Linked DNA regions of Homo sapiens: all the other regions are linked to region 1. Evidence: chromatin contacts called from ENCODE Hi-C or POLR2A ChIA-PET data. All regions are on one chromosome and are shown on one strand. The core of a region is the stretch at or near the end of the contact, and the rest is flanking DNA. Distances in the headings are between cores, read along the strand shown.

Region 1 (6,070 bases), core at 1,170-3,669:
CTGGTGAAACCCCATCTCTACTAAAAATACAAAAATTAGCCGGGCGTGGTGGCAGGCGCCGGTAGTTCCAGCTGCTCGGAAAGCTGAGTGGGAGAATCGCTTGAACAGGGGAGGCAGAGGTTGCAGTGAGCTGAGATTGCACCACTGCACTCCAGCCTGGGCAACAGAGTGAGACTCTATCTCAAAAAAATAAAACAAAATAAAATAAAATAAAATTCTAATATCCTAATGCAGCACAATTTATTGGGACTAAGATTTTCAAAGTTATCCCTGCCACTGACATGGTGTGGCCCTGTGTAAATCGATAAACCTATCCAAATGAAGGATTTCATCTGTTCTTGAGTTCTGCATGAAAAAGGAAAACTACCTGCTTCTATGAACTCATGTAGAAAATGAGAGATTATATGAAAAAGCCACAAGTTCTTTGAATAAAATATTTTTACACAAAAATCTAAGTTGCTATTTTCACCCTTTTAAGATAAAGGGTGAAAACCTTTTAGAAACCTTTAAGAAAAAGGGTGTCCTCTGAAGGGACACCCTTTTTGTCCCTTCAGAGAGAGAGAGGTAGCACAAAGTTCTAAGGGTATCACTCAAGAACATCTGAAGTGAAGCAAACCAGTACAATACTGAGTTAACTAAAGTTCTGAGAATAAAAGGATAGATACCGGGATCCATGATCAACAGTATTCATCCTAAGATTAAGAATTATGGGCATATTCCCCACCTTTTCACCAGCAACAACACAGAGAGACTCAGTGTCTATACACTTCGAATTTCTTAGACATCTTTCCATGAGTCGATTCAACTTCACCAAGAGATCTGACTGCCTATAAGGAGAAAATAGGAATGGGCTAATGTCATGAAATATAACACCAGGTATTAAAACAAAAGCTCACTGCTGTTAGGTTCTCCTATGACTAAAGCAACTTAAGAAAAAGATTTAAATACCTGCCAGGTTCGAAAGCTGGAGCGGCCATCTGAGAGAGTTCAAGGTTAAAAAAAAGAATACCTTCTGTTGCCCGATTGAGTTTTGGAGACACAAGTTCACAGGAAACCTGTCCAAGAACTCTGCAAAGATAAAGTTACAAAGTATTAACCAAATAGACTCTCCTTCCAAAACAAAAAACTGAAACAGATAACAAGTTTCAATCTTAATGTGAGTAATATCATACTCAGCCAAATAAATCATAGGAGATAAAAATTATATGTAAAGTATAATATACACAGAAATAAAACATAAATTGGTACAACTAAAAACACGACAGAAAAAACACCTCTCTTCTTATTACAATGTTTACTATTCCACAGATTGTTTTAAAAATCAGTGACCTTTACCTCTAAAGCAAGTATTTATTGATACAAGATGGCATGAAAACCTGAGATTTCTTAAAGGTTTTCACATGGCATAGTTCACCACCATTATGTGACCAAATAGCCTCACAACTTTCAAATGAATATCTGAAAACCTAATTTTCATGTCACTCAGGAAAAAGAAAGCAGGATGTACACTTAATGACAAGATGCTCAAGATCTCTATATTAGTGTGAGAAACAAATTCCATATGATCACTACTAGTTGTCTATACGATTTATAGAAGTCAGAAAAGAACTATGTGATACGTGACAGAAAATACGTTTATGATTAAAAAGTTCAAGTGTGACCACAAAAGCAAAAAATCTCGCATAAAAAAATACTTATTTTTGTCAGCTAAACAAAGAATACTGTCCAGACTTCTTAGCTGCTTTATAAACAACCAAGTCAATAAGGTCTTTTTTCAAACTTCTCCCTTCCGAATGTGTATCTCATTTAAATCCTGTTACCTTGTTTTTCCAAGTTCCACAATGCAGCATCCGTAATCTGTTCCAAATGAGATCCTGATGTTCCTATAATCATAGGTTTGTCTGCCATCCAGCCGCTGTAAGCACAAATTCATTCATTAATTTATTCCTTCAACAAGTATTTCTTAAGCAACTACTTTTTGTCTGGCCCTGGGCTAAGCACTTGGGGGAAAGTGGAATCCTAACCAGCCCGCCCATACAGGAAAGTGGAAACTACAGCATGGACAACTGCTGCGGTGACTGGAGCCTTGAAAAGAACCTGTCGAAAAAAAATAAATAAAGCCTGAGGGATGGGGTGAACGTGCCGGTCGTTCCCCTAGTAGCTCCCCGGGCCCAGGCGGGCCAGGTATCAGTCCACACCTTGAGACCCGAGCGCCCACGCAGCGCGCAATTCTGCGGGCACCAAACCATACCTTCTTCTCTTCGATGGCACGGAGTAGGAAGCGGCGTTCGCAGTTTGAGAGTGGCGTTTCCTTCATGGTGTTGGGTCACCGGCCCCACAGGCACCAGAATCCGCGGGAAAAACGGAACCCGATCTTTCCTTGCGCGCCGCTGCTCGCCCCGAGGCGCAGGAAAATTACGTCATCAAGGCGCGGCGGCGGAAAAATGGGAAATGGCTTGGGCTGCAGCTACTGCGCAGACTCAAAGCGTGATTGGGGAAGGCCAGCGAGCTGCGAGAAGCCATTGCGGCTTTGGGAGGCCGTTTCTGAACGTGAAGTTCCGTTTCTTTTCTCATAAAGTGCAGAGGAGAAAAGGATACTTAAAATAACCATGAGAGTGATAGAAATTATTATCAGTAGACCGCTCGCACACTTCACCCTTTGCTCAGTCCTCTCACGGGGTGGAGACTAGACATGTACTTCTGCAATTTCACAGATGAGTTGACATTGGTCCCTGGAAAGCCGCAGATGCAGGATTTGGAGCAGATTAAATGAACAAACACTGGAATGAGGCGGCATAAGGGTTGGGGGAGAAAGATAAATTGGTGAAATGGGATGTTTTTGTGGCCAAAGGTGAAATCTTGTGGGATCTGAGAAGTTGATGAGAATGGAGAATGTTCGCACGTAGTAACTAACGATGTTACTACTACTGTGGACTGAAAGTAAATGCACCGTTTATTTCTTATCCCCTCTCCAGTTATTTTAAGTCGATAGACTTTTTTTTACGGTCACAGAGAAGCCTTAGCGGGGCCATGCTGCCAACCACTCAGCTTTTTTGGAGAGGCAGTATCAAATAGTAGTTTTAAAAAGTGTTCACTGCCAGGGTTCAAATTTTAAGGCTATCATTAACTACTATAACCCTGGGCAAGTTAACCTGTGTGCTTCACATTACTCACCGGCAAAAAAAAAACAAAAACAAAAACAAAGCAGGGGAAGTGAGAAACCTATTTATTCTGAGGAATAAAAATGAGTTAATATATACATAAAATGTTTAGAACAGTGCCTGGCATGGAATAAGCACTATTTAAGTGTTTGCATATTATTATTTTGTTTCCTTTTGCTTTAGAGGTGGTAGGCACTGTAACTCCTACGCAGTCTTTCTCTGGCTTCTTTGGTAGCTTCTCACAAGTTTTTTCTACCAGTGATACATTTTAGTCTCACTTTGTACCACTTGCAATCCATGTACTCAATAAATACTTGAAGAGGGCCTACTCTGTCCAAGAATAATTTAAGTGCTGGAGAAACAGGGTAGACAAGATCCTTTCAAGGAATTTATATTCTTTTTGGAAAAGGCAAAAAACCCTAAACAAATAGAACAATTTCATACAGTGTTAAGTGCTCTCTGAGAATAGGAATGCTATCTTAATAGGGGTAGTTGCAGGAACAGGTGACTTTGTAGCGGTGACATTAAAGTAAAGTAAATCTTTGGTGTTGAGCAGGAGCACCCTTGATGCCATCTGGAGAGGAAAAGTGTTTCAAGCAGAAAGAGTAACATATGCAAAAACTGAGATGAGATGAGCTCCACATGGTCTGGAGAGAGAAATTGTGAAGAAGGAGGAAAGTGGACAGAAATGATTAATTTTCAAAATCGGCAAGGGGATTACAGGGTACTAACCACTTAAGTTCTTTAGCAACATGAATTCATTTTTATAGTACAGTTTCATACCAGAACTCCTGGTTGATAAGTTCTTCATTTAAATCCTTGAGTTCTTTCAGTGGCCATTTGGTAATTTTTCCCTTCAGCGATGAAATAGACCTTTGTTGAAATAGCCTGTTATTTACTGCAAGGCAGCTTGGTAATGGAAAGAGAATGGACTTTGGCTTCAGATAAAGTTCAGCTCAAATGAACTTGGAGTGAGCTAAATATTCTTTCTGATTTGGGGGTTCTGTATCTTCAGATTGGAAATAACAATTATTCTGTGTTAAGTGGTCTGAATGAAAGCATCTGATGAAACATTTTGGACATGATAGCTATTCAAATGTTAGTTTCCTCCTTTCTTGTTGGGTTGGCAAAGGCTTCCCATGAAACTGCCCAAACTCAGCATGACAGATTGCTTTTCTGAAACTGCTGCTTGATTACTTTGCTTTCCTTCCACTTTTGTTGAATTTCCACTGTTCTTTTCTACTTTCACTTTTATATTCTAATTTAAACACTCTTGCTTTTGTCTTTTTATTTTCGAGTTAATCCAAAGGTGTATGACCCATCTCCACTTACATCTACATACCATCCTAAAATATATGTACTTTACAACCTTGTGTTTATAAGAAATTTTTGAATGCCAAAGGAAAATTTGTTTCATGATTTCAGGGAAAAATAAGTTTGGAAGGTTAAGAAGAGGTTCAGATAATGTGTCAGGTAATGTGATACATTCTATTATTTTTTTTTTCTTTTTTGAGAGAGTCTCACTCTGTCACCCAGGCTGGAGTGCAGTGGCATGATCTTGGCTCACTGCAACCTCCACCTCCCAGGTTAAAGTAATTCTCCTGCCTCAGCCTCCCAAGTAGCTGGGACTACAGGCATGCACCACAACGCCTGGCTAATTTTTGTATTTTTAGTAGAGATGGGGTTTCACCATGTTGGTCCGGCTGGTTTCAAACTCCTGATTTCAGGTGATTCGCCCACCTTGGCCTCCCAAAGTGCTGGGATTACAGGAGTGAGCCACCGCACCTGGCCTCACCTTCTGTTCTTAAAAGAAGAATCAGTTGGAATCAGCATATTAATCTGGATGATCTGTCTAAAAATAACCTAGTTCTCAACAAACTATTTGAGTGTGCATTCTCTTTATTGAACATCAGTTGCTTTGTCTGACCAGCAGCCTTCTATTTCTTGGAGAAATGCCCTTTCCTGACCCCATGCGATTCTAGTGAGCCAATACATTTGAGTTGGTCTTTGTAAAAGTGTGTCCGAAGGAATTCTAGTACATTTCTACTAGAGTATAAAGTCTATGTCTTCTTCACCTTTGTAGCACCCACTGAGACTGGTAGTGTACCTTGTGAATCAAAGGATGAATGGCCTACTTAGCACATCTGGTGAAAGAATTAATGGGTGGAGGCCAGGTGCGGTGGCTCACGCCTGTAATCCCAGCACTTTAGGAGGCCAAAGCAGCCAGATCACTTGAGGTCAGGAGTTTGAGACCAGCCTGGCCAACATGGTGAAACCCCCGTCTCCACTAAAAATACAAAAATTAGCTGGGCATGGTGGCACACACCTGTAATCGCAGCTACTCAGGAGGCTGAGGCTGGAGAATCGCTTGAACCCAAAAGATGGAGGTTGCAGTGAACTGAGATTGTACCACTGCACTCCAGCCTGAACAATAGAGCAAGAATCCATCTCAAAAATAAAAAAAGGCTGGGCACAGTGGCTCATGCCTGTAATCTCAGTACTTTGGGAGGTCAAGGTGGGCAGATCACTTGAGTTCAGGAGTTCGAGACCAGCCTGACCAACATGGTGAAACCCTGTCTCTACTAAAAATACAAAAATTAGCCAGGCATGGTGGCCCACACCTGTAATCCCAGCTACTCGGGAGGCTGAGGCTGGAGAATCACTTGAACCTGGGAGGCAGAGGTTGCAGTGAGCTGAGATTGTGCCACTGCACTCCAGCCTGGATGACAGAGTGAGACTCCATCTCAAAAAAAAGAAAAAAATGGGTGGATGAGTGAACAAATGAAAGCTTACCATTTTATTTACCATATATCTGCTGTACAATTTGTCTGTATAGAATTTGGTGTACCAAAAGTTATCCTGGAAGGGTATAATATGAAATATTAAAAATGGTTATCTCTGAGTGATAG
Region 2 (6,070 bases), core at 1-2,500, 2.9 Mb before region 1:
CCCTAATTCTGGAGAATTTATACTCTGCCTCTTTTGCTTGTGTTTTAGGAAAGAAGCCCAAAATTCAGGGTACATGAATTAAAATTAAATACTAAGATCAGTAAACCTCAATTGGCACGAATAAACAATATGAAAGAGTAAGCACAAACACGATCTATTTGTTTATCCATCTTTCTTATTGTGATAGCTATACTATGAAATTTCTAAAACTAGATGGGAGACTGGCTTAATATTTTGGCAAATAACCACATGCAAGTTAATGAGGAATGGGAAATAGAGCACTCTGGATTTTAGCATAAACAATTAAAATAAAAAATGCTACATTTCCTATTCCATCAGTTGACGGTATACTTATTTTCCCGGGAGAAATTTGGAATCTAAGCAACTCAGGTCCAGTAAGTGCAAACAACTGACATGCTTAGTCCAACAGGCCCCTGTGAGCAGGCCCTCTAGGGCATTTCCTGACGCCACATGACCAAGACCTTCCCCCCTAGTGGACGCTGCGGGTGATCAAGTGGCCCTGAGGAGCAGGGGCCTGAGACCCAGTCAAGCCTGCTGTCAACCTCCATCTGATGGAGGCCACGTCCTTTTCATGAGGCTGGTAGGAATGTCGCTGTATACCCCCACTATTTCTATTTTCGCAACATTCTTCCCAGTCTTTTCCTTCCTTCTCTTCGTCCCAGCCAAAGTAAAAGCATCCCTGGAATTTAATGGACTGAAAGGAGACCGGACGACTGAGGGGTAGAACGGGGCCCGAAGTGGCTTTGGAAGCAACGGGGTTAAGGGAGAGGCAAAAGGGTTGAGCAGAGAGAGGCAAGAGGCAATCTCCCCCTACCCAACTGCCCCTCCCAGGAGCAGATACGGCACCAACAGCCGGCGAGTCCCTCCGGCCTGGAAGACAAAGGAAGGATCAGGGCCCAGTGGTGACGGGGAGGGTGGGGGCAACGACTCGCGTGAGCTCGGAGACGTGAGAACGCAGCCCCCGCCCCGTTCTCCGCCTCCCCTGAGAAAGGCGGGGCCCCCACGCCGCCCCGAGACAGGTCTCCCCGCCGCGCCGGCAGCGGGTCCCAGGCGGCCGCACACGCCCAGGCACGGGATGCTGCGGGAGAGCGCGGTGGGGGAGGGGAAGGACGCGGAGGCGGAGCCGGCGGGCAAAGAAAGGCCGAGCGGCGGGGCGGGGGCGGGGGCGGGGGCGGGGTCTGGGCTGGGCGGGCGGGGCGGAGCCGGCCGGCCGGGGGCTGCCTGAGACAGTTACTGCCCTGACGGCGGCGGCGGCGGCGGTTGGCCGGTGGGGGCTGGGGCGAGCACGACCGATTCTGCTGGGAAAGCTGGAACTGGCAGCCGCCGGGGGCCAAGAGGAGGATCCGGAGCTGGGAGCGTGCCCCGGGCCCGGCGGAGGAGGCGGCTGCAGTTGGAGTGGAGTCTTGGGAGCGCTGCTGGCAGCGACTTCTCAGCGAAGCAAGTGTCTGAGACTGAGAGTCCCTAACAGCGGCAGCGGCGGCCACGGCGGCGGCTGGGGCCGAGGTAACCGGGGGGCGGCGGCGGCGGTGGAAGCGAGGCCCCTCCCTCGGGTTGGAAGCTGGGAGGCCGAGGCCGTGGCTTGGACCTGACCCAACCACCCACCCTCTCCGGCCTCGAGCCCCAGATTTGCCCTCTTCCCTCGCACCGCCGTCGGCCGGGTGGGAGCGGGAGCGGGGCATGGGGCGGGAGCGCAGAGGCGGAAGCCGACCGGGAGGCGACCCCTCGTCTGGGATTGGCAAGGACCTCAGTCACCCCCTCCCCCTTCAAAAGACACACCCCAATCTCGGTGCGGGGCGGGGTGCAGAGGCGCTCCCAGCCTCTGGAAGGGCAGACCTCGGTGTGGAGGCTGCACCTTCGCTCGTGGCCTCTCTGAGGTGGCTCCCCTGTGGCTCCTCTGGGCGGTTCCAACCCAAGGTGGTGCCCGGCGCTGGGAATCCCGGAGTTCCTTTTGTCTGTCAGCTGAAACTGGAGGCCGGACCTGTGGGCAGACACCCACCAGCACCGAAGCACTCTACTCTTTATCCCTTTCCTGTCTTGGAAGGAATTTCTCTCTAGCAGCCTTTTCTCCGGCCAGACTGGTAGATTTTATCCCTGACCTCCATCCTTGGCCCAGAGGAAGGAAGGATTCACATTTTACTTGTGTTTGCTTTATCATTCTTATAAGAACAGTCATCCCCCATCGTTTTTGTTTTTTTTTTTTAAACCGTTTCCCATCCAGCTGCAACCCTGGTAATCTTCCCCTAGATTTTTGCACATTATCAACAAAGAAGTGTGGCTGGAGGAGTAGACAGTCCTTGACTGACTGGACTGTGTAAGTTAATAGAGCTTCCTTAGCTGGCGCTGTTCTACCAGTCTACTGTGAATGAGCGTTTTGCCTGGAGTTAAGGGTGTTACTGTATGTGCGTAAAGTTTCTCCCCCCCTCCTTTGCTATGGTGAAGTTGCAAAAATCTTGGGTAACTTGATTAAAATGTGGCTGTTTGGGAAGCATAACAATGAGGAAGAAAAATGCAGAAGGGAGAATGTGATTATTTCAGTGGTTTTTGTCCAACTTTTTGAAAGTGCCAAAGGTGAAGTACGTGGATTTTTGAGATTACGTTAACTGGTACACTGCAACCTTTATTGTCCTTAATAAGTTTTTAACATATGATATTTTGCACTGAGGTATTTTTGTTTGTTTTATTTTAGTTACTTGTGGAAATTGTTGATTACCCGGACGTCTTAAAACCAAGAAACCTGTGAACAGGTTCATTAAGAATCTGCTGTCTTGAAAAATGCATATTATGAATGCTTTGAATTAAGAAGGTGTTAACAGTGGTTGTCATTTCTGCCACATAAGAGACTATAATCTGAAACAGTTCCTGGCAGTTGCCCAGATGCCTGAAACTGGCACGATCTAGTACTCTTGAGTGATCATCCTTCAACGAGAAATACAGAGCTACTTACATACTGTACCTCATACCGTATAAATGTAATCTCTCTGATGCCATTTAATGCAGTGGACCTCTTTTCAGAATCTAATTGTCAGATGCAGAATTAACACTTGGAATCTGGAGAAGCATTTTGTACAAATTGAAAGATTGGGTTTTTTCTTTAGTTTTCCACATGTATTGTCTCATCTCTGTTCTTGAAACATCCACAATCACATAAACTCCAGTTATAACCATGGAGTTATGTGACTCATTAAAATTTAGGAAAAGTGTTGCTGAGCTGTGGAATCAGGCGTTTCTCCCTCAGTTCAACAACTAATACATAGACTGCTGATCAAGAATAAGGAACCAAATAAAGTCATGCACGTTCTGTTGACAGAGGAACTCTGTGGCTGTTGAATTTTACTGTAACTAGTTACTCTGTCTTCAGAGTCAACTTAATATACAAGTTATGTCATAATGGATGGAAAGACCTGTGTTGATGTATCCAGACTCTAGCAAATGAAGATAAAAAACCCGTTATGACTAATCCTTGGGAAGAGAAAGTCTGCAAAATGGCTCAAACCAGTTTACTGCAAGGGAAGCAGTTTTACTGTAGGGAGTGGGTTTTCCACAAGCTTCAGCATTGCCTCCAGGAGAAAAGTAACTGCTGCAATAGTGCTGTCAATGCACCATCACTTGTAATGAATTCTGGGAATAATGCTAGTGGTGTCTCTGGAAAGGGAGCTGCCTGGGGTGTGTTGTTGGTAGGAGGGCCTGGCAGTGGCAAGACGGCCCTATGTACTGAACTCTTATGGCCAAGTTCACCTGCAAGTTTGCAGAGAGGTTTACATCGCCAAGCTTTGGCCTTTCATTTCTGCAAAGCCCAGGACTCTGATACTTTGTGTGTTGGAGGGTTTATTAGAGGTCTAGTAGCCCAGATCTGCCGCAGTGGACTACTCCAAGGATATGAGGACAAGCTAAGGGATCCAGCAGTCCAAAGCCTCTTACAGCCTGGGGAGTGCGAGAGAAACCCAGCCGAAGCATTTAAAAGGTAACAATAAAAATGTCATGGTGTTCAGATTTCTATGCTGAAATTAAATTAATTTTTAGTTGTAGTTTTTTGTTTTAACTTTGTGGGTTACTTTTACTGGTGCTGTACATTTGGCCTTAATCTGAAGTTATGAGTATACCTGTTTACTTTGAATATCAAAGGAAGTAAAATTTAGGTTTTGGTATTGCACAGCATATGGATTAAAATGGATTAAAAGTGTATCTTAATTTTACTTAATAACATAATGTTACTTACATTGCCTATAAATGGTAAGGGAAATTTGTTCTTATGGTAGAGAAGCACATTTAGCTGTCTGGAAATAGGTTACATTTTCAGAGGGTGAACTGAACTTAGAGTAATTATCAGTATAGCATCTAGTATCTTTTTATTTTTTTCCTTATAGTAGTAGTATTTTTTTAAGTAAGAAAGGTTTTCTTTAAAGGAGATTATTGGCCACTGAGAATCTGAAGAAAATTTGCTGATGAGTTTTGGGATTTATTCTCCTATTAACTAACTAATTGAAAAACTGGTATTTAGAAGTATGTGAATTTATAAAATAGCGAACATTTGGGATCATCTTACTACTTTTACTTTTAGTGAGTGGTACAAAGAAAGTGTTTTTTCCTAACTTCAGCAAAGCTTTTTTTCCATGGTAAATGGATTGGTCCAGGAAGTGAGCAAGTTGCTTTCCAGAGTGGTTTCAGATTCAAATCTGTTCAAGAAAATATAATTCCTTGAAAACATTTTTTTTTGCATATCATGCCTCTGCTCATTGTAAAAGTAGCAGGCAAATTGTTAGTTTGTGCTTCACTTCTGCTTGAATTACCCATTTTGCCATAAGCTTTTTCTCTACAATAACATTCTTAGCGGGCAAAAGTTTGTTCTCCAAAGATTCTGGTATACTGTGCACTGGAGGTTTGTGTGTGTGTGTGTGTGTGGCTCTCTTCTGCTTGAGTGTGTTTCTAGGAGAGATTTGAATCACTCTAAAAAGAGTGATGTTTGTTTTTATGATATCCTCAAATCTAATGGGGTGAAATCTATACATTTTGAAAGTAATATTGAAAATATTTAATAGTAATTACAGTAAACAGTAAGTGTCAGTCATTATTCTAAGTGCTTTACAAATATTAGATCATTTAATCCTCATAATAATCCTGTGAGGTAGTTACTACTCCCATTTTATAGATGAGGAAACTAAGGTACAGAGAGGCTAAATAAATTGTTCAAGGTTACAGACTAGTAAATGGCAGGGCTGAGATTTTAAATGTGTGTGTGTGTATGTGTGTGTGTGTGTGTGTGTGTGTGTGTATGTGTTAGTAATCTTAGAAATTCTCTGGGGGACTTGATGGGAAGAGGAGGGGTTTAGAAGGTTATGTATGGCAAAGCTGGAGAACAGGAGTTGTGTCACAGTGTGGTTTGAGTGTGGTTTTCAGATTACCCATATAGTGATAGAGGGAGTGGTATTCTAGAATGAGAGTTAGGGATGGTACAGAATTCAAATATGGGAGGAATTTATTAAAGTCAGCCAAAGGGATGTATCTTTGAGAGGTGTGATATTCTTGTAGACTCTTTAATATGTAAATTTAGTCCAATAAAACTAAAGGCAAATCTATTATCTTTTGTTGTTAGCCATCAAAGTCAGCGTTAAAACTGTTGTATCATTCTTAAATTAATGAGGAAATCTGTTAGTTGATGCCTGTGGCATGTGAGATGCAAGGTTTGATGGAGAGTGTTCAATATGGAATCACTGTACAGAATAAATAATGTAGTCTTTAATATAAAACTATACCTTTTAATAGAATTAAAACTGTACATAAGCAACTCTTTTCTTCTTACTGCTTTTTCTGAAGATACTAGTGGCAGAGCAGAATTTTCATTTCTTTGTGATAAGTAATTTCATAAGCTATTTAGGTTTATTGACACCTACCAATAACTTTCAAAGAGCTTAGTCTGAGGTGAACTTAATCTGATGTAACCAAGGTATGTAATTTATAATTTATTGAAATTCATATGTAAATTTCTGATACCTGAATGTTGAATGTTTAAAAATCATGTCTGATTACTGTATTTTTGATATATTCTGATCCT
Region 3 (6,070 bases), core at 2,183-4,682, 2.5 Mb after region 1:
ATAGTTTCCATGAGGAAGATGGAAGAAAGCACTCTGACTGGAGCAAAGAATGTTTCCTGGGTACCAGGTTGGCTGAGTAGAGTAGAGCCAGATTAATAGTGGGTATAAAGGTGGGAACTGCTAAGGCCAAGATGAAGATAAAAGAGAAGCTGCAACCTAGTTATGATGATAGTACAACTCTTTCTTTGTTAGAGCATGGAGGGAACATGGTCTGGCTCTGTCATCAAGGCTGAAGTGCAGTGGCACAATAACAGTTCACTGCAGCCTCGACCTCAAGTGATCCTCCCAATTCAGCCTCCTGAGTAGCTAGGACTACAGGTGTGTGCCACCACACTTAGCTAACTTTTCTATTTTTTGTAGAGATGGGATTTCGCCATGTTGCTCAGGCTTGTCTCGAACACCTAGGCTCAAGCAATCCACCCACCTTGGCCTCCCGAAGTGCTGGGATTACAGGTGTGAACAACAGCGCCCAGCAGATAGTACAACTCTTAAACAAAGAAAACTATTGAAGATATACAAAGGAGTAAGAATGAAAGAGAACAGCCTGGGTGCAGTGGCTCATGCCTGCAATCCCAGCACTTTGGCAGGCCGAGGCGGGCGGATCACCTGAGGTCAGGAGTTCAAGACCAGCCTGGCCAACATGGCGAAACTCTGTCTCTACTAAAAATACAAAAATTAGCCAGGCGTGCTGGCAGACGCCTGAAATCCCAGCTACTCAGGAGGCTGAGGCAGGGAGAATCGCTTGACCCCATGAGGTGGAGGTTGCAGTGAGCCAAGATCGCACCATTGCACTCCAGCCTGGGCGACAGAGCAAGACTCCGTCTCCAAAAAAAAAAAAAAAAAAAGAATTGAAGAGAACAATAACAACAAAATGAATAAATAAAATGACCCAGAAGATGGAGAAATAACCTGTGGTACCAATCAACAGGGTTGTTGCTAGGACAGGTACTCAACTTGAAAAGGAGGAAAAGACAAAGTTAAGATGAGAAAGAATAATTTAAGATAAACACATATATTTCCAGATGAAAATTACAGTAACCAAATTCTCCACTGTTGGAGAGGTTATTCTATAAAATTAATTTAATTCCTAGGATGATCATGAGGATGCTTTATCACATGGATATACTGGCTTGAGAGCTGCATACGAAAAATTTGCATTATCCCTTAGGTTAAAGCAAAATTCATCATCATCTCCCTCCTGAAAACTTATTGCACTTGAAGTTCAGAAGATCTGTAACGTCTTCTTAAAAACACTTAGCTGTCTTTGGCCTGATGGTTATAGCATTTTCATACACCACCTTCTCCACCCCAGCTCAATCAGATTAATTGTGCTGACAGAATTATGGAAGTGTTGGATCATGGTTGCAGTGCAATGATTCAATCTGTAGTCCCTGGTGCATATTTTTCAGTTGAACATGTGAAGTAGAAAGTTCAAGGTGGTTGGACAAGTGCCGAGGTATTGCATGACTGACAGTGAACCTGGATTTCAGTACAGTACTTTTTAAAATTTAAATTGCTTTGATAATGGCAAATGCCAACTGAGCAAGGTGGCTCATGCCTGTAATCCCAGTACTTTGGGAAGTCGAGGCAGAAGGATCACTTGAGGCCAGTAGTTCAAAATCAGCCATAACACACTCTAAACTCATTTCTGTAATGTGGAATAATCAACAATCAGTGGGACTTTTACAAGGGTAAAGTCGGAAATAGAATCTTTCAACTGAATTTAGTTTAAATAACCCCTCCTTATTTGCACTAGTTGCTCTTCCAAGTCTGGCAGACGTTCCTGACTCTAGAACAGATCATACTGTCAACATCCCCTCATGATGAGCATGTGACTCTGGGCCAAAGACAAGTTTAAAACCATTTCAAGACCTGTTCAGTTTATGTCATGCTTCTTCAACACTAATAATCTCAATAATTTTTTATCAATCCTACTTCAATAACTAGGAGTAATTGATCCTACCTTGTCAGCGAGAAGAATGCTTCCATCTCTGGTAGAGGCAATTGTTTATTTGCCTTTCCTAATTTTTGTAAAGATTCAATGCCACTTAAGCCCAGGGTCTTTTTGTCTACTACCATCAGACAATCTGTATTACAGCACACAATCTAATTAATTCTCAGGTAATGGCCCTCTCATCCCAGAATCTACAAAGCATTTTTCTTGAAAGGTCGTATACTATCTTTGTCTCTAAAACCTGGCAATTGATTTGGAGGCAAATTGGAGCAAGGTTAGGAAGCTATGGAACAGCTTTAAGAGTGCTGGATTTGGAGTTAATTTTAGGCTTTATAATTTTTTTAGTAACCTTAGACAATTCACTCCTTTTGTGTCTCATTTCCTAATTCTATAAGATGGAGTACTGCCCCTTCAAAGAGGTTTTACGACGATTTAATGACTTTGTAAAAACACAACTACAGTCTTATCTCCATTTACTATGCACCAAGAGAACCACTTATATGTCTGGGTGCCCGTTATTTTCTGAACAATTCAGGAATCATAATGTGACAAGAAAGAGAATATTTGAAATTGGACCCACGAGGTAAAATCCAGGCAGTATAGGTCATTTTCTTCCTGCTAGCATTCTGTTCTTGCTGAGGCTCACACTCAAAGTCAAATAACCTTTGGGTTATTCTTCCCACCCCCATTTCCCCCCAGATGGAGTCTCGCTCTGTTGCCCAGGCTGGAGTGCAATAGTGGCACGATCTCAGCTCACTGCAACCTCCGCCTCCCGGGTTCAAGCGATTCTCCTGCCTCAGCCTCCCGAGTAACTGGGATTACAGGCGCCTGCCACCACGCCCGGCTAATTTTTGGATTTTTTTTTTTTTTTTTTTTTTTTTAGTAGAGACGGGATTTCAGCATGTTGGCCAGGCTGGTCTCGAACTCCTTACCTCAGGTGATCCGCCCGCCTCGGCCTCTCAAAGTGCTGGGATTACAGGGGGGCGCGGCCAGGTTATTCTTAAACCCACTCCCTTGAAGTACCTGCAAAATGCTCACGTGCTGCTCTCTGGCCCGTTTGGAAACTCAGTCCCGTGAGTAGGACGTCCACCTCATTGGTGGTGTTTAAATATTAAGTGTCAAATGCTAGAGACAGTACAAAACCCACCAGAGGGGGCCTTCCTAACACGTTGGCATAAGGATCCAAACGGAATACGGGGATAGGAGAGGTGACCTCGTGCAGTTTCAGGGAGGAGTCCATCACCTGACTGGACTGGGCCTTTCAGGGGGACGAGAACGTATTTCTTCCAACGAAACCTGAATAACCAGCTATCTGCCTGGGACGCCGCGAGGCAGAAGTAGGCGGGCCCATTGACTTAGTGTCAAGGCGGAGGCCGCGCTTCATGCCAGCGGTCACGGAGGCAGCGGAAAGCCGAGCCAGGCGCCTGCGCGCTGGGAAGAGTAGGTTCAGAGTGCATTCCGGAACCCGGGGCGCGGCGCACTGCGCAGGCGGCCGGACTCCGCTCAGTTTCCGGTGCGGCGAACACCAAAGTCCGGGAACTTAAGCATTTTCGGTTTCTAGGGTTGTTACGAAGCTGCAGGAGCGAGATGGAGGTGGACGCACCGGGTGTTGATGGTCGAGATGGTCTCCGGGAGCGGCGAGGCTTTAGCGAGGGAGGGAGGCAGAACTTCGATGTGAGGCCTCAGTCTGGGGCAAATGGGCTTCCCAAACACTCCTACTGGTTGGACCTCTGGCTTTTCATCCTTTTCGATGTGGTGGTGTTTCTCTTTGTGTATTTTTTGCCATGGTGAGTATCTCGAATGCAAAATTGGGGTGGTAAGGAGCTTAGAGATCATTTGCTCGCTTTTGGGCGGGGAGGGGACTGAATTCCAGAGAGTTTATATATGTCCAAGATCACACAGCTGGTGAGTGGCGCAGTCGGGTGGGTGGGGGAGAAGGACTAGGAGTAAAATGTCCTTCTTTAGCACGTCCGTGGGAGTCTCCAAAGAAGTGTGGAGAAAACTTGGCGTCATATTTTCTCATGATTTGGAATGAAACCAGCTAGGCTTGAGTTCCTGCAGCACCATGAAGCGACCGGAGAAGTTATTTCGCCTTTTGGAGCTTTATTTTTTCATCTGCCATTTGGGACCATTAGTAACCCAGGTCATAGGGGTGTAGTGAAGATTGAGATCGTAGTGATTTGCATGTTGCCTGGCAGTAGTAAGTGCTCAACGAAAGCTATTTTTACTATACAGCTGTTTAACCATGAGCAGACCACGCAGCTGTCTCAAACTAAACATGTCCAAAACTGAACTCTTAACAGCTTCTTACCCAAATTTACTTGCCTTGCAGCGTTACCATTTCAGTAAACGCCAACTTTATCCACCGTTACCTCCCAGAAACCTGAGACACTTTGCCCTTTTCTTACACACATCCACATATCCTAAAACACCAAGTTACAAAATTCTGTAGAGTTTACTTGTAAAACCCATGCTCTCCATTTTCATCGCCACTCGCTCTGAAAAGACAATTCTGGCAGAGGGTAAAGGAAGGGAACTTAAGAGAATAGGGCAGGAGGAAGCAGACACCAAATGGAGATGGTGTTAAGAGACAAGCTAAGGAGAAGCAGTGAGATGAAACAGGGCTCCTATGGGAGAAGAGCAGTGTAGCCCATCTAGACAGCTCTCCTGGACTTTGGAGTTGATTGTTCACTCACTGTTAACTCCTTAGTCACCATGCCTATGAGTTACTTCTGAAATTCTCACTTCTTGATAGGCAGTCACTTCTTCTACACCCCCAACCCCCATCCTATATTTTCACCAAGATTTGGGTGTCTTAAGCCTCACTGTCTCATTTCTTGGATGGTGTAGTAAGTTAGAGAAGACAGAGAGGGCCAGGCACAGTGGCTCACGCCTGTAGTCCCAGCTACTTGGGAAGCTGAAATAGGAGGATTGCTTGAGCTGGGGAGGTCGAGGCTTCAGTGAGCTGTGAACGTGCCACTATACTCCAGTCTGGGAGACAAAGCAAACCCTGTCTCAAAAAAAGGGGTGGCAGGGGAGCGAGAGGGATTAATGGGAGGATGGCAAAAGGGATAGGGATTTCTATAAAATTCTCTGTCAAGCCATTTGTAAAGGGAGAGTTTTACTCTCCCTCCCTGTTTTGGTAGAGACTGATAATCTCAAATACAGTGGGTTTTGTGTGTGTGTGTGTTTTTATGACCTGAACTTTCAGCTCTGGATAGAAAATAGAGGCCTTACAAGAAATGTTCTAGGCTTTTCTTTTTATCAATATGTAAATAGGCATAAAGTGTTAAAAACTGGGAAGATAAAGCACATATTGCTGACAAATACTTGCTTTTTACAGACTTGTTCGCTGATATCTAAATTAAGAAGTTGGTTCTTGAGTGAATTCTGAAAATGGCTACAAACTTCTTGAATAAAGAAGACAGGACTCTCAATAGAAGAATTTCACATCTCCAAGGGACCCTTCCTTTCATTTTACACTTTGTTACTAATTTGCAGAACTCTATTAATTGGGTAGGATTTCACCCATTCCTAGCTAAGTTCTTAAAATTAAACCCTTTGGTTCGTGTTTAAAAACTTTCAAACATCTGATGGCTTTACAGGGGCTGAATATAAAAGCATTTGTACTTAAAGGTCTTGTGTATTCATTAAGAAATATAGTAATGTCTTTTAATGTTTTAAGAGTTGATCAGGGTTTACTATGATGCAAGTAATAGGATGATTAATAAGGGAAGGTTTTTATGAATTCAAAAGTCAATTATTCAAAAGCAGGGAAAGATTTTGAGAGAGGGAACAAAGTATTCTTAGATTGCGTAGAAGCTGCTAGGTTCCAGTTTTAATTTTTAGGTTTAGTTGGACTCTGTTATGAAAAGATAGGTTATGGGTGGGCGACAGGTTGATACAGTCTTAGAAAAAGCAGGTAATATCAAAGTATTGGAAAGCTAGCATGCATGCCCTCTTACCTGGGTATCTTCCCCCTTTTTTCCTTTTAAACTCTTGAGCCTCCTATAACGAAGGATTATGTGTTTCAAACCTATTTTTTTTTTACTGTTTCATTAAGTGTGCTTGTGCCCAAAATATTTACTTGTATAATATCTGTAACTTGCTTAAATA
Region 4 (6,070 bases), core at 2,393-4,892, 2.2 Mb after region 1:
ATTCTTGTAGTTGCTTTGTGCATTCCTTTGGGTATTCCTCATAGATACTCATGTCTGCAAATGGAGAATGTTTACTTTTTCATTTTTATGCCTTATATTTCTTTTTTGTGTTTTTGCTTTGTTGCATTTGTTTTTTCTATTTGTATGACCAAAATCTTTAGCAGTACAGGTAGGTAACAACCAAATAATGTAGAACCCCATAAGCCACGTTACAGAGTTTGAATTTTATTTTAGCACAGTGGGAATACATTGAAGGTCTTTAGTTAAGCTGTTGCTCATGAGCAACAAATGAGCAATGACATATATGTATGTATATACACATATATATCATTGATTTTATATATATATATATATATATCTTAGTCCACTTGTGTTGCAATAACAAAATACCACAGACTGGGTCATTTACAAAAATTAAATATATATATACATATACACACATATATATATCATACATATACACATACATACATCATTGCTCATTTGTTTGTTATAAATAGCATTAACAGCATTTTTCAAGTTATATCCTGGGAGTGTTTATGATTTACTTATTCTTCAACTAATTCCATAACAAGATTTGAGGTGCTTAGAACAATTCATGCCAAGTTAAAACAAAATAATTGGGCAAATTGGGATAAAGAATAAAATGGAGTTGAAAAACAAGAGGCCCAGGTAATGTCAGTTCAAAATATGCTTACCTTTAACTACTTTAAATTTACAGGAGGTATAGTTACACATTTTGGCTGAATCTCCCAGAGACTAGAACTGTTTGAGACACTTCTGTTCCCCAATCCCTTGTGATATGTTTCTCAGGTAATAGGCCTTCACAGTAACTCCCAAACTATCATATATACCACACAGACTTGAGATTCACTATTGAGAGAATCTATGTACTGTTTTTCTTTTTTTTTCTTTTTTGTTATAGAGCCGGGGGTCTTACACTGTCACTGAGGCTGAAGTGCAATGGCACGATCATGGCTCACTGCAGCCTTGACCTCCTGGGCTCAATCCTCTTGCCTCAGCCTCTCGAATAACTAGGATTACAGGTGTGTTCCCCCATGCCTGGCTAATTTTTAAAAATTTTGTGTAGAGATGGGGTCATGCCATGTGGCCCAGGCTGGTTCAAACTCCTGAGCTCAAGTATCCTTCTACCTCTCCCTCCCAAAGTTCTGAGATTACAGGAATGAGCCACTGTGCCCAGCCTATAGATTGTTTTTCTTGAAGCAATTTTTCAGAAACCTTCCTGGTTTCTGATAATTTAACCCTTTCAGGTTAGGAGAGAAAAATGAACATTTTGATATTACCCACTGTCTTAGTCCATTTGTGTTGCTGTAATAAAATATCACAGACTGGGATATTTATAAACAATAGAAATTAATTTCTCTCAGTTCTGGAGGCTGGAAACTCCAAAATCAAAGTGCCAGCAGATTTGGCAACTGGTGAGGGCTGCTCTTTGCTTACAAAATGGCACCTTGTTGCTGCATCCTCAGCAAGGGTCAGTGCTGTGTCTTCACATAGTGGAAAGAATAGAAGGGGCCAACTGTCTCCTTTGGGCCTTTTTTTAAAAAGGCACTAATGCATTCACAAAGGCAGAGCCCTAATGGTCTAATCACCACTTAAAGGCACCTCCTCTTAATACTGTTGAATTAGGGATTAAGTTTCAACATGAATTTTGGAGGGAATACAAACATTGAAATGATTATACGTGTTTATTTAATCAAGTATCCAACAAAAGCAAATAATTCAAGCCCCAAATTCACTGCATCTTTAGTAGATAAGCAGAGTTTTAAATTACGATTGATCTCCTGTTAGGAGGAATGCATGGATTTCCACAAGAAAAAACTGTACTGAGGAGAAACTTTCCACAGTAATGTGCCACTTTTCAGTCAACGACAGACCACATATATGAGTCCCATAAGATAATACTATATTTTTACTGTACCTTTTCTATGTTTAGATATGTTTAGACACACAAATATCATTGCATTACAATTGCCTACAGTATTCAGTACAGTAATATGCTGTATAGATTTGTGGTCTAGGAGCAATAGCCTAAGTGTGTAGTAGGCTGAGCCATCTATTTTGTGTTAGTACACTGTGATGTTCAGAGAAGGATGAAATTGCCTAAGGATACATTTCTCAGAATGTATCCTGTTGTTCGGTGACGCATGACTGTATTCCATGAGCACTATAATCACTATCATAGTAACACATTAGGAGAGAATTCTCATTTCTAAATCCAATATAATTTATCACCCATTAGTTCATACTCTACTGCTTTGATTGCTTTTCTTTGGTTGTGGCTACCTGCATACAGCAGTAAAGTTTCAGAAAAACTGAAGTCGCAAAAGGTCAATTACTCAATGAAGGAAAGATAAACCATTGCATTGGGGGACTAGAAGATACTTTTAAAAGTTCTCAGATTATCAATTTAATGATGTGTTTCTATGTAGTGAATAATGCCTTAAATTCTTGCCAAGAGTATTTAGAAGGAAGTTGTCAGAAGTATATCAGCTAACTCATTTTTTTTTATATCACTGCTAATGGTGTCATTCACACATTGTGCAACCCATAATTCCAGATTTAATTCTACCAAAAAATATAGGTCATTGCAAAATGCCATATTAAAACTGCCAATGCATGACAGGAAGATGGGGATGCAGACAAAGCAAAGGATGACACCAATTCCTTTTTTAAAGAAGCAAGATAGGGATTGGACAAAAAGGCTGAGCCATTTTTAATGGATACTTTTGAGGGAGTGTTAATTCCAATTTAATTAAAATGATGCATTAATTTAAAATTGGGATAACTGGTTGCCCTCGACTGCACCTGGGTTGCGCCAGTGCTCTCGGATTAACCTAATTGTACAGAGGTGCCCTTGTTTTCTAACTTCATGCACAAAGCATTGGAAATTATTTGTTTGCTTTTTCTTTTCCAAGTAAATCTTTTTCCAGTTATGCATAAGGGAAGTTTGAGGCAATGGTTAAAGGCACTTAAGTTATAATTATTGCTGTTATCATTAACATTAAGCACGGGTATGGCTTTGTTGCAAGTTACCCACCTACACCTGCAAATCTCTCTTGCTAGCACACGCCCCAGCTCTCTCCACCCGCAGTGGTCCGTGGCTGGACCGCTTTAAGTCACTGAGCGGGCTGGGCTCTGAAGGAGGTCGGTCCCGCTCCTCCCAGACCCAAGCGTAGGGCTAGGGAAAAGCTAGGCGGGAAGGTCATTGCACTCCCAGGCCCCAGGAAAAGGGCCCAGGGTCTCATCATCTCTTACTTTCGGGCAAAACTTCCCACATCGCGACCTTCCCTCCCTGGGGCACTCTGAGAACACACCCAGTCACCTAGCGCGCTCCCCAGAAGTCGGCTTGGCACACAGCGCACCCCAGCGGCCGCGCGGCCTCCTTCCAGCCGCCGCCACTTGGCTTCCGGAGAGCTCGCCGGGCGCTGCCGCTGCCGCCGCCGCCGCCGCCTCCTGGGAACCAGGGGACTGAAGAGCCTGCGAGAGCGGAACACTGCCGGACCCCGGGTGGGGGGGGCGCAGCAGCTGCGCCTGGCCCCGCCCACCACACCTGGGCGCCCGTAGAACCGCGCGGGGCGGGGCGGGGCAGGAGGCTGGCCTGGCGCTCCGGCCGCTTTGTCGAAAGCCGGCCCGACTGGAGCAGGACGAAGGGGGAGGGTCTCGAGGCCGAGTCCTGTTCTTCTGAGGGACGGACCCCAGCTGGGGTGGAAAAGCAGTACCAGAGAGCCTCCGAGGCGCGCGGTGCCAACCATGGAGCGGGCCGGCCCCAGCTTCGGGCAGCAGCGACAGCAGCAGCAGCCCCAGCAGCAGAAGCAGCAGCAGAGGGATCAGGACTCGGTCGAAGCATGGCTGGACGATCACTGGGACTTTACCTTCTCATACTTTGTTAGAAAAGCCACCAGGTAAGAAGAGGACCCACGGAAGACCCGGGGCTGATTTCTCTCCCCTGTTGAATTGTGCCCTTCGTTCACCCCTGTTCCCAGGCCCTTTGCTTTTGAAGTAGGTCCTCGGTCCTGTTACGAGGTAGAAACCTCAACTCTAAGCGAGCACAGTCGAAAAACTCAAGTGTCGGATTTGATACAACTTGCTCACAAAGTTCAAATACAAAAATGTACTTGCCGACCTCCCACCCTCACCCCCGACCCTCTTGGTATTCCCCGGGAACATGATTATTTTCATACATCCGTGCTCACGGGCCTTCCCCTAGCCCCTCTCTAGCCCTCTGGTTCCCCAAAATCCAATCAGCAAAACCCAAACAGTTTCTGAGCCCCTTCCCTGCAGCTCCGGAAGCACCATTTCCAAGTCGGTCTTGATGGCTCCGCTCCTCCCCCGTCCCCCCTCGCCCTGGCCCTGGCTGGGCGGGGAAGCTGGGGTGAGGGACGAGTCCACGGGACAGCCCAAAGGCAACATGACGGAACCTTGCCAAAGTGAGTGCGGTTGCCTTTTCCCCCCTTCCAGTCTCCTGCTTGTCCCGCGCGCCTCCTTTCACTCGCTTTTCCGCCGAAGGCTGTGCCGCCAAAAGTAGAGCTCTGCAGAGGGGTTTGCGGCGTGCACACAAAGGGCGCAGGGGAGGCGCCGCCTGGAGCGGACCCCAAGGGGCAGCGCAGACCCCAGAGGCCAGCTCTTTCTGGTCCAGAGCCAAGCGCCGGGGCGGCCCTTGCGGAGGGCGGGGAGGAGGGAGCCTGTCCTTTTGGAGGCGGCTGCGCAGCGGGCAGTCGGGGCGCTCGTGGGAAACGCTCGCGGGAGAGTTGGGGAGGAATTGAGACTGGGAGCAGAGGGACAAGAAGAGTGGAGCAGAGAGTGCTTGGCGGGCGGGTGCCCCGAAGCCTGAGGAATTGATGCATAGTCGGGGTGCGTGGACTCCAGGACGCGCCCCTTTGCAGAAAGAGTCCGTGCCCCGCTGCCGCCTGCTCTGGGCAGCGGCCGTCGGGCAGCGGGTGCTGGCCGTCTTGGCCGGGAGGGTGACACACGCCCGGCAGTGATGGTCGAGGAGCCCGCCCGGGTTCGACGCCCGGGTCCCACTCGCCGGCGCGCGGCCGCGGCTCTGCCGGTCGCTCCCCGCCAGGGGGCGGCGCAGCGCGGGGCGAGCGGGAGGCGACGGGCGGCGGCGCGGAGGCCGGGGCCGTGAGGGAGCTGGTTCTGAGTCGCCGACCTCACCTCACCTCACCTGCGCGCGTTGTTGCCCCTACGGAGCCTCCTGGAGTCCAGGATCGGCGGAGTTCGAAAACGAACTTCCCACGTTTGCTATGTTGCCCTTTGGAGACAAAACAAGGTACTTCCTTCAGCATCCCCCTACGTCCCTTCCCACTTTTTCCGGGGGCGCGGCGGGTCTCGGGTGCTGGGTGGTGGCGCCCCGGTGGCACCAGTGGGACGATGTATCATTGAAAATTGACTGTATAACTTTTGTTGTTGTTGTTATTCTTTGCTCTCTTGCAGATGTATTAATAAGGGTCTTAAATTGGGCCCTTTTTAATCTTGTTTTGTTTTGTTTTGTTTTGTTTTTTTCCTAAGGAACATCCAGAGTTGGTGTCAATTTAGTCACTTTCAGGGTTTTTTGACAGAGGGGAAGGCTCCGGGATTAATCTTTTCAATTTAATAACCCAGCCCTTCTTTTAAAATCGTCTTCCCCCGCTTTCACCTTCTTCCTTCAAAATCCTAAATCTTGAGCGCCCAGAGGATAGCCCTGAAAGGGCACTTTTTTGCGAGTTTAGCGTGAGACACTAAGGCCATGGAGGTCTAGAATGATCGGTTGCTGTCGACTAACAGTTTTCAGGGGTCACCTGCCCCTCTGAGGCCATCTGCACCCACTTTCCTTTCACTCTGCGCATTCCCAGCCTTCTGCTCTCCTTGAATTACAGCGCATAGAATGATCAGGGGGCCAGAGAACCAGGCCGATTTTTAAAAGTATGTATTGGACCTGTTCTTTAGGCAGATTATAAACAGTTTAAAGAAAAAAAGTTATTGTTTAATAAATCAGCATAAATGTCCTTTCTTCGTTCCCTATTTTTCTTTTAAAGATGTAAACTAGGGATGGCTTGTTGGTCGT

Evidence for each region. Hi-C counts contacts between places; a loop is a spot of excess contacts on that map. ChIA-PET counts read pairs that join two places held with the same protein, here RNA polymerase II (POLR2A). Pooled maps may share reads with other maps.
Region 2: a loop to region 1 is called in a pooled map, with 17 times the contacts of the local background. The contact joins the promoter of ANKRD50 here to the promoter of EXOSC9 in region 1. A Hi-C loop is called at or near these places in 7 of 50 pooled maps.
Region 3: a map of CD4-positive, alpha-beta T cell shows a loop between it and region 1 (30-fold over the local background). The contact joins the promoter of ARLN here to the promoter of EXOSC9 in region 1. A Hi-C loop is called at or near these places in 4 of 168 maps with a recorded cell type or tissue (CD4-positive, alpha-beta T cell, CD8-positive, alpha-beta T cell and naive thymus-derived CD4-positive, alpha-beta T cell) and 8 of 50 pooled maps. POLR2A ChIA-PET finds 5 or more read pairs at or near these places in 1 of 52 experiments (CD4-positive, alpha-beta T cell).
Region 4: a map of naive thymus-derived CD4-positive, alpha-beta T cell shows a loop between it and region 1 (8-fold over the local background). The contact joins the promoter of PDE5A here to the promoter of EXOSC9 in region 1. A Hi-C loop is called at or near these places in 1 of 168 maps with a recorded cell type or tissue (naive thymus-derived CD4-positive, alpha-beta T cell) and 4 of 50 pooled maps. POLR2A ChIA-PET finds 5 or more read pairs at or near these places in 1 of 52 experiments (activated CD8-positive, alpha-beta memory T cell).

What each region holds. Positions count from the first base shown.
Region 1 is chr4:121,797,672-121,803,741 of GRCh38, reverse strand. It overlaps EXOSC9 (exosome component 9), which reads right to left and starts at 2,419. Exons shown (of 12, transcript NM_005033.3): 1 at 2,252-2,419; 2 at 1,821-1,915; 3 at 949-1,068; 4 at 725-827. The coding sequence starts at 2,317. RefSeq lists enhancers at 2,349-2,618, 2,427-3,230.
Region 2 is chr4:124,707,912-124,713,981 of GRCh38, reverse strand. It overlaps ANKRD50 (ankyrin repeat domain containing 50), which reads left to right and starts at 1,250. Exons shown (of 5, transcript NM_020337.3): 1 at 1,250-1,524; 2 at 2,708-3,982. The coding sequence starts at 3,471. RefSeq lists enhancers at 711-1,276, 1,277-1,842 and silencers at 994-1,373, 1,524-1,763.
Region 3 is chr4:119,298,007-119,304,076 of GRCh38, reverse strand. ARLN (allregulin) reads left to right here and starts at 3,432. Exons shown (of 2, transcript NM_001001701.4): 1 at 3,432-3,741; 2 at 5,298-6,070. The coding sequence starts at 3,542. The coding sequence ends at 5,298. RefSeq lists enhancers at 3,459-3,688, 3,789-3,838.
Region 4 is chr4:119,626,376-119,632,445 of GRCh38, reverse strand. It overlaps PDE5A (phosphodiesterase 5A), which reads left to right and starts at 3,642. Exons shown (of 21, transcript NM_001083.4): 1 at 3,642-3,926. The coding sequence starts at 3,775. It overlaps LOC107986192 (a long non-coding RNA gene), which reads right to left and starts at 4,656. Exons shown (of 1, transcript NR_165235.1): 1 at 1,691-4,656. RefSeq lists silencers at 3,309-3,708, 4,929-5,208 and an enhancer at 4,749-4,798.